2 separate regions of the Homo sapiens genome follow, and region 2 is linked to region 1. A link is a loop called in an ENCODE intact Hi-C map of the cell type or tissue named here. Cell type or tissue: left lung. All regions are shown on one strand. Links, peaks and the distances in the headings refer to the core of each region. The heading gives the core; the rest is flanking DNA.

Evidence for each region. Hi-C counts contacts between places; a loop is a spot of excess contacts. Peaks named below come from ENCODE experiments on the same cell type or tissue, not always from the same donor. Only the 100,000 strongest peaks of a DNase experiment are listed, where the experiment ranks them.
Region 2: it touches region 1 in a loop (4-fold over the local background); 11 of 110 quality-filtered maps call a loop at or near these places.

Annotation. Positions count from the first base shown.
Region 1 is chr19:33,760,843-33,768,321 of GRCh38, reverse strand. The region is part of intron 3 of CHST8 (carbohydrate sulfotransferase 8); the gene reads right to left. Among named protein-coding and RNA genes, the nearest start is that of KCTD15, 32 kb to the left of the region's middle. RefSeq lists an enhancer at 4,371-4,975. In left lung, for the core only: no CTCF peak of the experiment used is centred there; no DNase peak of the experiment used is centred there; H3K27me3 peaks cover 1,446 bases.
Region 2 is chr19:33,128,746-33,136,224 of GRCh38, reverse strand. GPATCH1 (G-patch domain containing 1) reads right to left here. Exons shown (of 20, transcript NM_018025.3): 20 at 5,683-6,095. The coding sequence ends at 6,065. It overlaps WDR88 (WD repeat domain 88), which reads right to left and starts at 4,111. Exons shown (of 11, transcript NM_173479.4): 1 at 3,780-4,111. The coding sequence starts at 4,055. RefSeq lists enhancers at 1,218-1,267, 4,105-4,274 and silencers at 1,348-1,467, 7,032-7,176. In left lung, for the core only: no CTCF peak of the experiment used is centred there; a DNase peak (open chromatin) is centred at 4,064; H3K27me3 peaks cover 1,688 bases.

The sequences.
Region 1 (7,479 bases), core at 1,016-6,015:
ATTATAGGTGCGAGCCACCATACCTGGCTACAAGTTCACTTTCGAATAAAGAAGAAACGTAATGAAGGAAATCTAAAGGGACCTCCCCTTTGCCGTGAACCTAGTGTCCCCACTAGGAAGAAAACTGCTCTTCCATGCACCAGTCAGATAAAGGCTGAAGCAAAAACCACTGCTGGCTCTGGGCAAGTGAAAACCAGGAGAAACCTTAGGTATCCTGGGGCAGGGGTCTGCACATCCCCAAGTGGGCTGCACGTCAGGACCCTGGACAGCTCCATCAGCGCTCAGGGAAGTACAGCTAAGGGCTCACGAGGATGAGGAAGGTTTGCCACCAGGGGTCAGTGGTACCAGTGCCGTGGGGGGCACTTATGGGTGGGAAGGAGTTTTGGCCTCAGTATAACCACCTCCAGCCCCTCTCAAGCCCCCAAATAAAACGTACAATCTAGATAACATCAGTGGCCTTGCAGAGCAACTCCAGCCACAACCCACCTCCTCTTCCATCCAACGCCACCAATGCTGCCACGCACCTTCCCTGCCTCCCCACCTCCACCCCTGCGACAGAATCCAAGACCAACCACGCACACCCCACTTTCGGTGTCTTGAGTTACCTCTCTTCTCCTGTCAATATAAGGTTCACAATCTGTAAGGGAGCTCCATCCCCCCGCACAGTAAGAAATAAACAAGCACTTTCTCTTTCTGGACAGATGACATGCGTGGAGTGGCTGGAACACATGCGCTATGATAAGAGCATCGGTGAGAATAAACAAGGCGTGAGTTATGGGCACTGCCAAATGTGTTCCACAGTGTGAACTCTTCATTGGCTGAAGTTCTCAGCGTTTAGCTGAAAAGCCTCCTGATTGAGGAGAGGCAGAGACTGATGAGTGTGTGAGGCCAGTTTCTTAGTCATCAGGCCTGGGTTTGGGGCAGAGTTGGGGAGGAGGCTATACCAGCATGTCCAAGGAGAAGGGTCTCTTGCCCGCTCCTCTCTAGGCTCACAGGAGGAAGACCTGCAGGGTGCCACACAAAAGCCCCAATCCCCACTGCCCAGGAGCCATGGAGGGTGGTAACTGGGGAGCAGCCTTTTGGTCAGGCCCTGTAGACAGGCAGCACTGACAGGTGAGGACAGGACCCAACTGCCTCGAATGAGCCCTTGGCCTCCCCCAGCCCCAGGTGGCTCACTCTTGGGAGAATGACGGCTGCATTGGCTGCTCATGTCCCAGCCCCGAGCCCTGATGGGCGATGATGCTAGTGTCCCGCCACTCCCATCACTGCGACTGTCCTTAAAGAGTCAAATCTGCAGAGGGACAGGCATGGGAGAGAACTGGGGAAGGAGGGCAGGAGCGGCCATGCCAGTCCCAGGTCCCTGTCTGTGGTGGAGTTTGAGTCGTGCTTCTTGGTCTTTTGGGATTTCCTGATGGGGCCGTTTGTGTGGCCGCGTTTCCATGTGCCCGGGGCTTCTGGTGGCTGAGTCTGCTGGCAGGTTGCCCCACACCCATTGGCGCTGTCCACTCCACGTCCACTTCCATTGCCCAACAGGCCAGGGAGCCTCCAGGGCTTTTGGCTGCTTCTCTTGGCTCAGGCTGGCCCGACTGGGGGTGGGGAGTTCCCTGAAGGCAAGGTCCCGACTGCATCTTGGTCCTCAGCACGTGCAGTACCCGGATTCTGAGCTTCGGCTCCACCTGGACTCCTTACAGTGGCATCTGGTGGGATGAACACTGTTGTCCCGGACAGCCCAGGCTGCCGGCCTCTGCCCTGCTGCTTCCATGCCCCCATTAGGAAGAAGCAGCTCCCACACCTAAGGTGCACACAAGAAAGGCCTCCGAGCCCTGGGGCAGCCCCACAGCTGGTCACGCACCTGACCTCACAGTGCAGTGCTGAGCTACAGATGGCCTGCCCCGAGTGCAGGGTGCTGGCAGGAGAGAAGGTGGGCGGGTTGGGGGAGAGAGGCCTGAGGGAAATGCCAGGCTCCACTCCATGGGAAGTATGAAGGGTTCTGAATGGGGGGGTGGCATGCTAGTTAGGGTTATCAGAGAGACAGAGAGCCCACAGGTGATATATATGGAGGCGGGAAAGAGACGGAGAGAAAGAGAGAGGGAAGGGAGAGGTAGAGGTGGAGGAGGGGAGAAGGAGAGAGGGAAGCGAGACAGGGAGAGGAGAGAAGGAGGAAAGGAAGAAGAAGAGAGAGAGAGGAGAGAGCGAGACGGGTTGATTTTAAGAAACTGGCTCATGTGATTCTGGGGGCTGGCAATCTAAAATCTGCCAGCAGGCCGGAGACCCAGGGAAGACCTGGTGCCGCAGCTTGCATGGGAAGGAGGTCCGAGACTCCCTCCTACTTGGGGAACTTCACTCTTTTCTCTTCAGGCCTACAACTAATTGGATGAAGCCCACCCACATTGTGGAAGGTCATTTCCTCTACTCAAAGGCTACACATTTTACAGCAAATCACATCTAAAAAATGCCTTCCTGGCCGGGCGTGGTGGCTCACACCTGTAATCCCAGCACTTTGGAGGCTACGGCAGGTGGATCGCGAGACCACAAGAGATCAAGACCATCCTGGCCAACATGGTGAAACCTCGTCTCTACTAAAACACAAAAATTAGCTGGGCATGGTGGTGTGTGCCTGTAATCCCAGCTACTCGAAAGGCTGAGGCAGGAGAATCGCTTAAACCCAGGAGGTGGAGGTTGCAGTGAGCGGAGATCGCGCCACTACACTCTAACCTGGCAACAGAGTAAGACTCCGTCTCTCTCTCTCTCTCTCTCTCTCTCTCTGACACACACACACACACACACACACACACACACACACACACAAAGACTGGCATTTGTCTAAACCCTGTGGCACCATGGCCTAGGCAAGGTGACGTATATAATTAACCATCACGGGAGGTGCTTTGGTTTGTTCCTGCAGCTGCTGTAACAAAGTATCCCAAACTGGGAGGCTTAAAATGACAAAAATGTGTTCTCTCACAGTTCCGAAGGCTAGATGTCTGAAATGAAGGTGCCAGCAGGGTCACACTCCCTCCACTGCCTCTTGGGTACGGGCTGATGCTTCCTCGACTCTTCCAGCTTTCGACAGCCCAGGCGTTCCTTGGCTTGCAACAACAGAAGATCAATCTCTGCTTCGTCTTCACACAGCTGTTGCACACGTGTGTCTCTTCTCCTCTTCTTATAAGGACACCAGTCATATTAAAATAGGGCCCACTCAACCAACCCAAATGCCCATCAATCAACGAGTGGATAAAGAAACTCTGATATATATATATATATATATGATGGAATAGTACTTAGCCATAAAAAGGAATGAATTAATGGCATTCGCAGCCACCTGGGTGAGACTGGAGACTATTTTTCTAAGTGAAATAACTCAGGAATGGAAAACCAAACATTGTATGTTCTCATTCATAAGTGGGAGCTGAGCTATGAGGATGCGAAGGCATAAGAATGATACAGTGGATTTTGGGAACTCGGGGAAAGGGTGGGAAGGGGGTGAAGGATAAAAAACTACAAATTGTGTGCAGTGTACACTGCTCCAGTTATGGGTACATCAAAATCTCACCATTCACCGCTAACTAAAGAACTTAGGTAATCAAACACCACCTGTTCCGCAGAAACCTATGGAAATAAAATGTTTTTAAAAAGGGCCCACTCTAGTGGCCTAACTTGATTACATCGGCAAAGACCCTACAAGGTCACAGTTTACAAGCACAGGGAGCTGGGATTGAGCATTTTTTGAGGGTGGGGCGGGCACCCAATTTGACCCAGTACAGACAGGGTCTCATGTGATCTCATGGGGCTTTAAGAGTGTTTTTTTGTTTGTTGTTTGAAGAGACAAAGTCTTGCTCAGTCACCCAGGCTGGAGTGCAGTGGCATAATCCTGGCTCACTGCAGTCTTGAACTCCTGGGCTCAAATGATCCTCCCGCTTTGGCCTCGCAAAGTGCTGGGATTACAGCCATGAGCCACCACGCCCAGCTGGATGTTCTGAAGACAGGGCAGGATAGCCTGAAGGAGGTGAAGAAACAGCTCGTCTGCTGGTTTAGATCGCCTGCTGATCAGTAGTGAAGGGTTGTTGGTTCTCGGTGTGTTTGGGGCAGGGCCTGTGTCATGTCCATCTGTGTCATTCTGGCACAATGCCCATCAATGCCTGTGGAAAGGCTGGTGCTTTCTGGACTGAGAGCTGGCCTTGGACATGAGGAAGGGTATGGGGCTTCCCAGAAGCTGGGCCCAGGGTTCTGGCTGGAGCCTCCCAGCTGGGAAGGGCCCACGCATCTGGGCAGCAGGTGCCAGCCCCCTGGCTAGATGCAGACAGGGGCAATCCCACTGGAGGAGTCTGTCCACCCCCAGCCCTGGCTGGGTGGCCATGAAGACTGGCTCTGCCAGCTCCTTTCACCATCCACAGTATGCCAGGCCGGGGCCTGCTTTGGGACCGGGCCACACCTTCTCTGGCTCCTCTCCCACCGGCTCAGGCTCTGCCCTTGTGAGGTCTCCACTGCCCCAGGGCTGAGGGACACATTGTCCCCATGGGCCTCTGACTGCCTCACTGTGAACTGCATCCTCCATCTGAGGCAGGCTGTTCATATGCAAATTAGATGCAAAACTGAAGTTTCAACACATGCAGCAATGAGCGGGCAGCCTGGACTCCTGGGCACAGAACGCCCGGAAAAAAGCCTCACCCAAGGGCTTCAATTCTCATCTGTGTTCATGGGAAAATCCAACTTCTTACATTCTCTGCTGGGTCCCCAGGGCACAGCCTGGAGACCAGCCTCTGTCACAGTCACGGCCACCTGCTGCCCTAGGACACGGGACAGGTACGTGGGGTTCCAGGTGGCAGGGCTGCCCCAGCACAGGAGCCGGCTGTTCCTGGGCCCTGATGACAGCTCTGTGGTCAGAGTGTGGACTTCGAGGGGAGGCAGCAGTCAGGCCAGACACACTGGAGAGCTGCATCAGACTGGTCATGTATTGGCCTCTCTCCTCCAGCTTTGGCCTCTGGGTGGGGGGCTTCTTCCCCTAGGCTCTGAGATGATCAAACTCAGTCACAGTGACCTTTGGCTCAGACCAGAGCAAAGGCTTACTCCCTCCCTCTGTGGACCACGCGGAGGACCACCCTGGAGGGTCCATGTGGAGTTGTAGTTTTTAATGCAGGCTTAGCACATCAAAAATTAGAAGACAGGCCAGGCGTGGTGGCTTACACTTGTAATTCTAGCACTTTGGGAGACTGAGGCGGGCAGATCATCTGAGGTCAAGAACTTGGCCAACGTGGTGAAACCCTGTCTCTACTAAAAATACAAAAATTAGCCAGGCATGATGGTGGGCGCCTGTAATCTCAGCTACTCTGGAGGCTGAGGCAGGAGAATCACTTGAACCTGGGAAGTGGAGGTTAGAGATTGCAGTGAGCTGAGATCGTGCCACTGCACTCCAGCCTGGGCGACAGAGCAAGGCTCCATCTCAAAAAAAAAAAAAAAGAGAGAAAACTGAGCGCACACACCCACTGCTGTGTGACCTTGGACAAGTGCCTTGACCTTGCTGAACGTGTTTCATTGGTAAAATGGGCTAAAAATTCATCGGTAAAATGTGCCAAACATATGCATCTTGCAAATCCACAAATGTGCACACCAAATGGGACACAAAGCGGGGCAGAGCCAGAGCCCATTGGTTGAAAGTCAGCTGCTCCTGGCATGCTGATCACCTGGTTCCCTTTGCAGGGGCTGAATCTCCCGCAGCGCAGCTCCTGCCCCCAGCGCAGCGACACTGGGGTGCATCTGCAGAGGAGCGGAGCCTGCATCTTCCTGTCTCTGGCCGATGAGCGCCTGACGGCTCTGACCGCACTTGTTTCGTTTAGTGATTCTGTTCCCTCGCCTTAGTGATTAGGATCCACGATTCAGCTGGGTGGTTCCTGTCAGCTCAGCCTTGGTCGTGAATTCCCTTGGAGCTGTCAGAGAGTCGAGCATCAGAGCTGCCTGTCAGTCAGCCGGTCAGCTGGTCAGCCAGTCTACAAACCCAACGGCTGTCCCGCCTGCGCCACATCTACCCACCTGCCCATCACTGAGTGGGTTGGGAAGGGGAGTCCTGAGCTGGTGCCCTGCCTGTCTACAGGGAGAGATCCTCAGCTCCTGCTTCTCAGCATCCCTCGGTCAGAGCCTGCAGTGACCTCTACAGTGTTCAGGGTGTGTGTGACCCCAGCACACCCGCGCCACCCACTGCATCACCCCTTACACATGTGCATGTCGCATGGGATCAGGTGTGCATGTCCTATGGTCTGTCACACCAGGCATGCCGAGGAAATGCACCACAGCACACATTTGTGCTGCACAGGTGCCTGCTTCCTGTGTGTGTGATGTAGCGTGCCCTGGGTGGGGAGTGTGTGGTTGTGTGCACATCCCTGTGTGGTTTCTAGGAGTCCATGGCACATGGCTTACAGCAGATCATGCCTCTTCTTTCCTTTATGTATCCTTTCCCTCTCTCCCTCCCCCACTTCCTTCCTTCCTTTCTTTTTTGAGACAGTGTCTCATTCTGTTGCCCATGCTGGAGTGCCGTGGTCATGGCTCACTATAATCCTGAACTCCTGGGCTCAAGTGATCCTCCCACTTCAGCCTCCCAAGTAGCTGGGACTACAGGTGTGCACCACCAAGCCCAGCTAATTAAAAAAATATATACATATATACATATTTTTATACTATATATATATATGTATATTTTGGCCAGGTGTGCTGGCTCATGCCTGTAATCCCAGCACTTTGGGAGGCTGAGGCGGGTGTATCACCTGAGGTCAGCAGTTCAAGACCAGCCTGGCCAACATGACGAAATCCCATCTCCACTAAGTAAATACAAAAATTGGCCAGTGTGGTGGTGGAGACCTGTAATCCCAGCTACTCAGGAGGCTGGGGCATGAGCCTTACTTGAACCTGGGAGGTGGAGGTTGCAGTGAGCTGAGATTGTGCCACTGCACTCCAGCCTGGATGACAGAGTGAGACTCTGTCTCAGAAAAAAAAAAAATTCATAGAGGCAAGGTCTCACTATGCTGCCCAGCAACTCCTGGCCTCAAGCGATCCTCCTGCATCAGCCTCCCAAAGTGGTGGGATTACAGGCATAAGCCACCGTGCCTGGCTGCTTGTCTTCCTTCAACACATGTGGGCCTGGAAGAACAAGCCAGAGCTAGTGGTTGCTGCTGCAAATGGGAAAGAACGAACTGCGTGGCCCTATCCCACAACCCAGTGTCGCTCCCTGGCTTGCCCTGTCTCTGCTTCCCACGTGGGATGTTGACAGCAAGACCAACTGGCTGGCCTCCACTTTGCAGTACACCACGCGGAATGATCCTGCCATCTGCCCCCATGTATCCATTCACTTCACATTGATGGAGCACCTATACGGGCCAGTAGCATCTTAGGTACTGATGACAGTGTCTTAACCAGGAATGGGATAGTGTGGCCCCTGCCCTCATGAAGCTTCCAGTCTAGCAAGGAGGAGAGGCACTGGCCAGCAACTCC
Region 2 (7,479 bases), core at 1,017-6,016, 630 kb after region 1:
AATTAGCCAGGCATGGTGGCGCATGCCTGTAATCCCAGCTACTCATGAGGCTGAGGCAGGAGAATCGCTTGAACCCGGGAGGCGGAGGTTGCAGTGAGCCGAGGTCGTGCCATTGCACTCCAGCCTGGGCAACAAGAGCAAAACTCCATCTCAAAAAAAAAAAAAAAATTAGCCGAGTGTGGTGTTGGGCACCTCTAATCCCAGCTACTTGGGAGGCTAAGGCAGGAGAATCGCTTGAACCTGGGAGGTAGAGGCTGCAGTGAGCTGAGATCATGCCACTGCACTCCAGCCTGGGTGACAGAGCAAGACTTCGTCTTAAAAAATAAAAGAAAAGAAAGAAAGAAAGAAAGAAAAGAAAACCAAAGTGTGATACTGTGTCATATTTGTTAGGATGGCTATCATCAAAGTCCCATAACAAGTGTTGGCAAGGATGCCAATAGTTGGAAACCTCCTACATTGCTGGTAGGAACGTAAAGTAGTGCAGCCACTTTGAAAAACGGGCGGTTCGGCCAGGCGCAGTGGCTCACGCCTGTAATCCCAGCACTTTGGGAGGCCAAGGTGGGTGGATCACCTGAGGCCAGGAGTTCAAGACCAGCCTGGCCAACATGGTGAAACCCCGTCTCTACTAAAAGTACAAAAATTAGCCGGGCATGGTGGCACATGCCTGTAAGCCCAGCTACTGGGAGACTGAGACTGGAGAATCGCTTGAACCTGGGAGGCAGAGGCTGCAGTGAGCCAAGATCACGCCACTGCACTCCAGCCTGGGCAACAGAGCGAGACTCCATCTCAAAGAAAGAGAAAATGTGTCATGGCCATGCAACAGAATATTACTTGGTAATGAAAAGGGAAGGGAGCACTGCTACAGGCTACAACATGGATGAACCTTGAGGACGTTAGCTAAGGAAATGAAGCCAGTCACAAGAGACCACGTATGGCTTGATTCTATCGCTATAAAAGGTCTAGAATAGACAAATCTATGGACAGAAAGCAGAATTGCCTGGTGTCGGCAGGATGGGTATTGGGGAACTGGGGAGTACAGTACTCTGAATACCCTAGAAACCACTACAGCTTCTATGGTTAAATTATATGGTACGTGAATTATATCTCAGTAAAACTGGGGGGAAAAAAAGAGGACAGAGCAGGGAAGCCTGAAGATGTCACCCCCCCCACCCACCCACCCCAGCTCGCGCATGGCGACACGTCCCAGGTTGAGCTGCGGAAGTGTGGGGGTGGGGGAAATGTTGGAGGCAAGACCAGGGGTGTGGCCTGGAAGGCAGTGTCAGGGTGCTGGGCTGAGTTGGCAGGAGGACAGGGGTGAGGGGATGCGACGGTTCAGGGCGGCGGTGGCCTTCCGGTTGCAGGTGATGCGGGGCGGGGGGGGGGGTGTCGGGGACGTGCAGGTGGAGATGCAGGGGATGAGATGATACCCCGCCTCTAGGGGGCTCGGGGACACGAGGACACTGGAACGCGGGCTCCGTTGCCAGGGAGCGTGGAGAGCTGGGACCGGGCTTTTCTCCGGGGGAGTTCGCTAACCCCGTCGGGCCAGGCCGGGGCCGCGCGTGCAGGGTTGGCTCCCTACCCCAGGAGCGGCCCCAGTCCCCGGGACATGACCTGCGCGGCCCTCCCGCACCGCCCCCGCCTCTGGCGACCCCAGCCCCTGCCGCCCCTGCAGGGTTTGGGTTATCTCTCTCATTAGGAAAACCCAACTATCATTAAAAATTGAAATTAAATTGGCTGGGTGCAGTGGCTCACGCATGCAATTCCAGTGCTTTGGGAGGCCCAGGAGTGAGGATTGCTTGAGGCCAGGAGTTTAAGACCAGCCTGGGCAACATGGCGAGACTCCCCCTCTCTACAAAAAAAATCAAAATTAAAATTAATAATTTAAAAAATATATAATTTAATTTAAAAAATAGGAAAACAAAAAACCTAGAACTCCATCATGGAAAAACATTAGCAAGAGGGGGGAACCATTCCGCTACCCCCACCACAGGCTTTTCTGGGGCTCTCGTTTCAGGTTTTTTTCTGCACACAGTCCCTTGGGATCCACTAGGTAAAGGGGTCCCAGGGGCTGCAGAGAGAAGTCCCCAACACATGAGTACATTTCAGAGGTGCTGACAAAGCTCATGCAGAGGACAGAGCAAAAACAAAACGGTTCTTCTATGCGTAGCGTTCATTCACATATTCCACAAATAAACCTCAAGAGCCTCCTCCCCCATGGGGCCTGGACCTGATGCTGCAGCTCAGCAGCCACCTAGGAGCAAAGTCCCTAACCTCGAGGGGCCAGTTGCTGGCAGCCAGAGGACACCTTGAGGACGGAACGGGGATGTCAGACCATGGCATGAGGCACGGAGGAGACAGTGGCCCTGGCTACTTTAGACGGGCGGTCAGGGAGGGCCTCCCCAAGAGCGCAATACCGTGGGGGCAGGGAACCGCCAAGATCCCTGAGGCCAGACCTGCTTGTAGGTCAGCAAGACAGGGGGATGGGGGAGGAGAACATGGAGAGGTGCCAGATTTGAAATGGCCTGGAAGGCCACAGGCAGATCGCCAGACTTCATCTTAAACATGCTGGGAAGCCAGGCAGAGGTTTCGAGGAAATTATTAAAAACACACTCTGACATCTGCATGTGAGTGCAATAAATCAAGGCCAAGCATGAAACGCTACTTATTGAGAATGTTCTTTATTGGGTTTTTGTTTTGTTTTGTTTTTGAGATGGAGTGAGATGATCTCAGCTCACTGCAACCTCTGCCTCCCGGGTTCAAATGATCTTGCTGCCTCAGCCTCCTGAGTAGCTGGGATTACAGGCACGCACCACCATGCCTGGCTAATTTTTGCATTTTTAGTAGAGAAAGGGTTTCACCATGTTAGCCAGGCTGGTCTCGAACCCTTGACCTCAAGTGATCTGCTCATCTCGGCTTCCCAAAGTGCTGGGATTACAGACATGAGCCACTGCACCCAGCCAGTTTTTCTTTCTTTCTCCTTCTTTCTTTCTTTTTCTTTTTCTTTCTTTCTTTCTCTCTCTCTCTCTATATTTATTTATTTATTTATTTATTTATTTATTTATTTATTCTGGAGACAGTCTCGCTCTGTTGCCCAGGCTGGAGTGCAGTGGCACAATCATAGCTCACTGCAGCCTTAAACTCCTGGGTTCAAGGGATCCTCTTGCCTCAGCCTTTCAAGTGGCTGGGACCACAGGTGCGCCCCATCACACTGGGCTAAGTTTATTTCTTGTAGAGACGACCTCTCACTATGTTGCCCAGGCTGGTCTCAAACTCCTGGGCTCAAGTGATCCTCCCACCTGGGCCTCCCAAAGGGCTGGGATTACAGGTGTGAGCCACCTTGCCTGGCCCAATTCATTGTTGTTATTATTATTCTGAGTTTCCCGTTTCTTCTGACGCTAACTGTATCTCCTGGACGGGGAGAGCTGAGCCACCGACCCTTGGGCTGCAATTAGGAGCATCACTGTGGGTGGGCCTACCTACGGAGACTCCAAGGTCTAGATGGGGTCACATGGTGGGGCAGAGCCTCCTCCCAGCGAAGAGTCCTGGTTCCCCAGCAGGTGGCAGTGCGGGGAGCCCCCGCCGGCATCCCCAGCACGCCCTGCTCAGGTGGGTCTGACCTTTGCCCACAGATGTACCACAGATGGGGAAATGGGCCTAGGGCCTCGCTGGGGGTCCTGGTGAAGCCAGGTGGGTTTTCCATGGGTCCCCCGACAGCTCGAGCGCCTTCCTCCCGTGTGGGGAACAGGCCAGTGCCCCCTCACCCCAGCGGCGGTTCTGACCTTGGAGAGAGGGTCCTGGTCGCCCCAGATCAATTTCTCCGGCACCTGGTGCTTCTCAGGCAACAGATGCGGTGGTGGTTCCCTGTCCAAGGCCAGGGGGTCGAGGGTGGCCAGCAGGTGCGTGTGCGGGATCGACAGCTTGAAGCGGCCTAAGGCCCTCGCCATGGTCCCCCAGGACAGCTTGCCGGGACAATACTCGCTGGCGGGGGCGGAGGGTGGCGGCAACTTGCATTCCCTGTCATGGGCTGTCGGGGAGCACCGCGGCGGGGAGGCCATCTCGAAGCCCGGTCCGCCGGTGGCCGCCGACAAGCCTGGATGGGAACGGTGGCGCCGCGCGCCCGCGCCCGCGCCCGCACCAAGCCCTTCGGAGGCGCGCGCTACGCTGGGCCCGCGACTTCGCTGCCTCCTCGCCCGCTGGGTGAAAACTAGTGCCACCCCGCGCAGCACAGGTTACCTATAGAAAAATGGGCTTTGCAGCCGGGCGCGGTGGCTCACGCCTGTAATCCCGGCACTTTGGGAGGCCGAGGCGGGCGGATTACCTGAGGTCAGGAGTTGGAGACCAGCCTGGCCAACAGGTTTAGTGAAACCCCATCTTTACTTAAAAAAAATAATAACAAAAATTAGCCAGGCATGGGGGCGTGCGCCTGTAGTTCCAGCTACATGGGAGGCTGAGGCAGGGGAATGGCTTGAACCCAGGAGGTGGAGGTTGCAAAAAAAAGAAAAATGGGCTTTGCATTCTGGGAACCAGGCCGAGCCAGCAAAACCAGCACCCCAGCCTCCAGCCCTCCGCTGTGGTTTCCCTGGCTCCTGTCACAGGGCAATTTCTTCATGTCCTCTGCCTGGGTACAGCTCCTGGCCAACCCACTTCATGACAAAACAGAAAAGGTCAGTAAGTTATGGGGTAGCCCCTGCATGAAATAAGATGCAGTTATTAGGGGTGGGTTTACAACATTTATAATAGATGAGGGAAATATCTGTCACAACCCCAACAACAGTGACAGGGAATAAAATGCTACCACCAGTCAGATAACAGCCCCATAGCTAGAAAAGGACAGGGTGGAATTATTCAAAATATTGAAGAAGGGTGTCATCTTTGGATGATAAAACTAAAAGTGATTTTCTTCCTTCTTTTTTTTTTTTTTTTTTTTTGGTGGAGACAAGAGTCTGTCACCCAGGCTGGATTGCAGTAGCGCAATTTCGGCTCACTGCAACCTCCACCTCCAGGGTTCAAAGGATTCTCGTGCCTCAGCCTCCCACACAGCTGGGATTACAGGTGTATGCTCACCAGACCTGGCTAATTTTTTTGTATTTTTAGTAGAGACAAGGTTTCGCCATGTTGGCCAGGCTGTTTTTGAACTCCTGGCCTCAAGTGATCCGCTGGCCTCGGCCTCCCAAAGTGCTGGGATTACAAGCATGGGCCACCGCACCCGGCCTCTTCCTTCTTTCTGCTTTTAAAATTGTTGTGATCTATGATGCTACTTTCATAATGTAAAATACAAATGCTCAATACTTTATTTTTTGTGGAGACAGGGGTCTCTATGTGGCCCAGGCTGGTCTGGAATTCCTGGGCTCAAGCAATCCTCCCGCCTCGGCCTCCCAAAGCTCTGGGATTACAGGCATTAGCCATCACACCTGGTCTGCACTTTATTTTTCAAAAAGGTCTCCTTGGTACACATGAGGTGGCCTCAGAGCAGGGAGCTGCAGCCGTGTAACCCAGGCTGTGGGTGCACATTCTCCTGCCTGGTTTCCCTGCCTGTCTCAGACACTTTAGTGACATCTACCCTGAGAGGCTGAGGCCCCCTGCCAGGCCCTGGCTCTGCCCTCCCATGGGGCTTCCTGGGCACCAACAGTAACCCAGCCACCCAGAGAGGGAAGAGCTTCACTCCCAAAAAACGGCAGGAGGGGCCGCAACCGCCCCTTCTCACACGCTTGTCCTTCAGTGAGTCCAGGCTGTCTTCATCACAAAACCAGAGAGAAGCCTTCACTTTTAACTTCTTTTTTAACGTCCCAGGAAATTTTTTAAAAATCAAGAAGAAAATAGAAAAATTCCACTTTAATTAAACTGTTCAGTCTGGATTTTTTTCCCCCGATACTAACTGAAATTAAAAATAGAAATCAATTTCTGCGACCTTTCAAGGCAGTCTTTGAAATGTCAAGGTTTTAAAAATTATTTTACAGCAGGAATTTACATATAAATACACTCTGTACAATGCGTTAACTGAACAATCACTGGGCTTCCATCATGGAGGAGAAATGATTCTAGGACGAGCCAGGGCAGCATTCAATTACTGCCTTCTTAGTGGAAGACTTTTCAGCCTGGAAAAGAAAACAGAAAAGAGAGAAATGGAAAGTTAGCTAAAGTGAAAAACCAAACAGCTCCGTGGAGGCTGAGAATGCCAGGCCTCCCCATATCACAGCAGCATGTCTGCACCTACAAAATGCACTCACAATAACCCACAATGAAGTACTGCCTAATCTGTGCTTTTTTTTTTTTTTCCCCCGAGATGGAGTCTCACTTTTGTCGCCCAGGCTGGAGCGCAGTGGTGCGATCTCAGCTCACTGCAACCTCCGCCTCCCAGGTTTAAGCAAGTCTCCTGCCTCAGCCTCCAGAGTAGCTGGGATTACAGGCACATGCCACCATACCCAGCTAATTTTTGTATTTTTAGTACAGATGGGGTTTCACCATGTTGGCCAGGCTTGTTTCGAACTCCTGACTGTGATCTGCCCGCCTCGGCCTCCCAAAGTGCTGGGATTACAGGCATGAGCCACCGTACCCGGCCAATCTGTGTTCTTAAAATGCTTCTTCTATTACCCTGAAAACACACAGAGACTCACTCACCCACACCTCGTATTAAGACCACTTATAAAAGCAACTTTTTTCCCTAGTCTTATTTAGCCTTGAGAATACAAGCAATTTTTAATCTCAGTTTCACTCACCTACCGCATCCGTTGCATGACCCTTGGGAAGGAACTAAAATACATTCACTCCAGGGCCCAAAGCATCCAAGTTGTCTTTTTTTTTTTTTTAATTTTTTTATAGAGACAGGGTCTCCCTATATTACCCGAGCTGGTCTTGAACTCCTGGGCTCAAGCGATCCTCCCATCTTGACCTCCCAAGGTATTGGGATTACAGGCATGAGCCACCATGCCCAGCCCCCAAGTTGTCAGTCTTAAATCTGAATTTCTTTTCTTTTTTTTTTTTTGAGACAGAGTCTCTGTCACCCAGGCTGGAGTACAGTGGCGCGATCTCGGTTCACTGCAACCTCCACCTCCCAGGTTCAAGCGATTCTCCTGCCTCCACCTCCTGAGTAGCTGGGACTACAGGCACGTGCCACCACGCCTGGCTAGTTTTTTTAGTAGAGATGGGGTTTGGGGTTTCATTGTGTTAACCAGGATAGTCTCGATTTCCTGACCTCATGATCCGCCTGCCTCGGCCTCCCAGAGTGCTGGGATTACAGACGTGAGATACCGCACCTGGCCTAAATCTGAATTTCATACATATAGGAATGTTCGTGGCAGTTCTATTTGAAACAGAGCTGGGTCACACTGGCTGAAAATCCCTGCTCCACAGACTCAAAGTAAAAAACCCAGTATCCACACAACAGAAGAGATAAACATACCGTGGTGTGCTCACAAGAAGGAATCTTCCACAGCAATGACTACAAGCCCCTCACTGCTGCCTACCATCATCTGAAGGAAT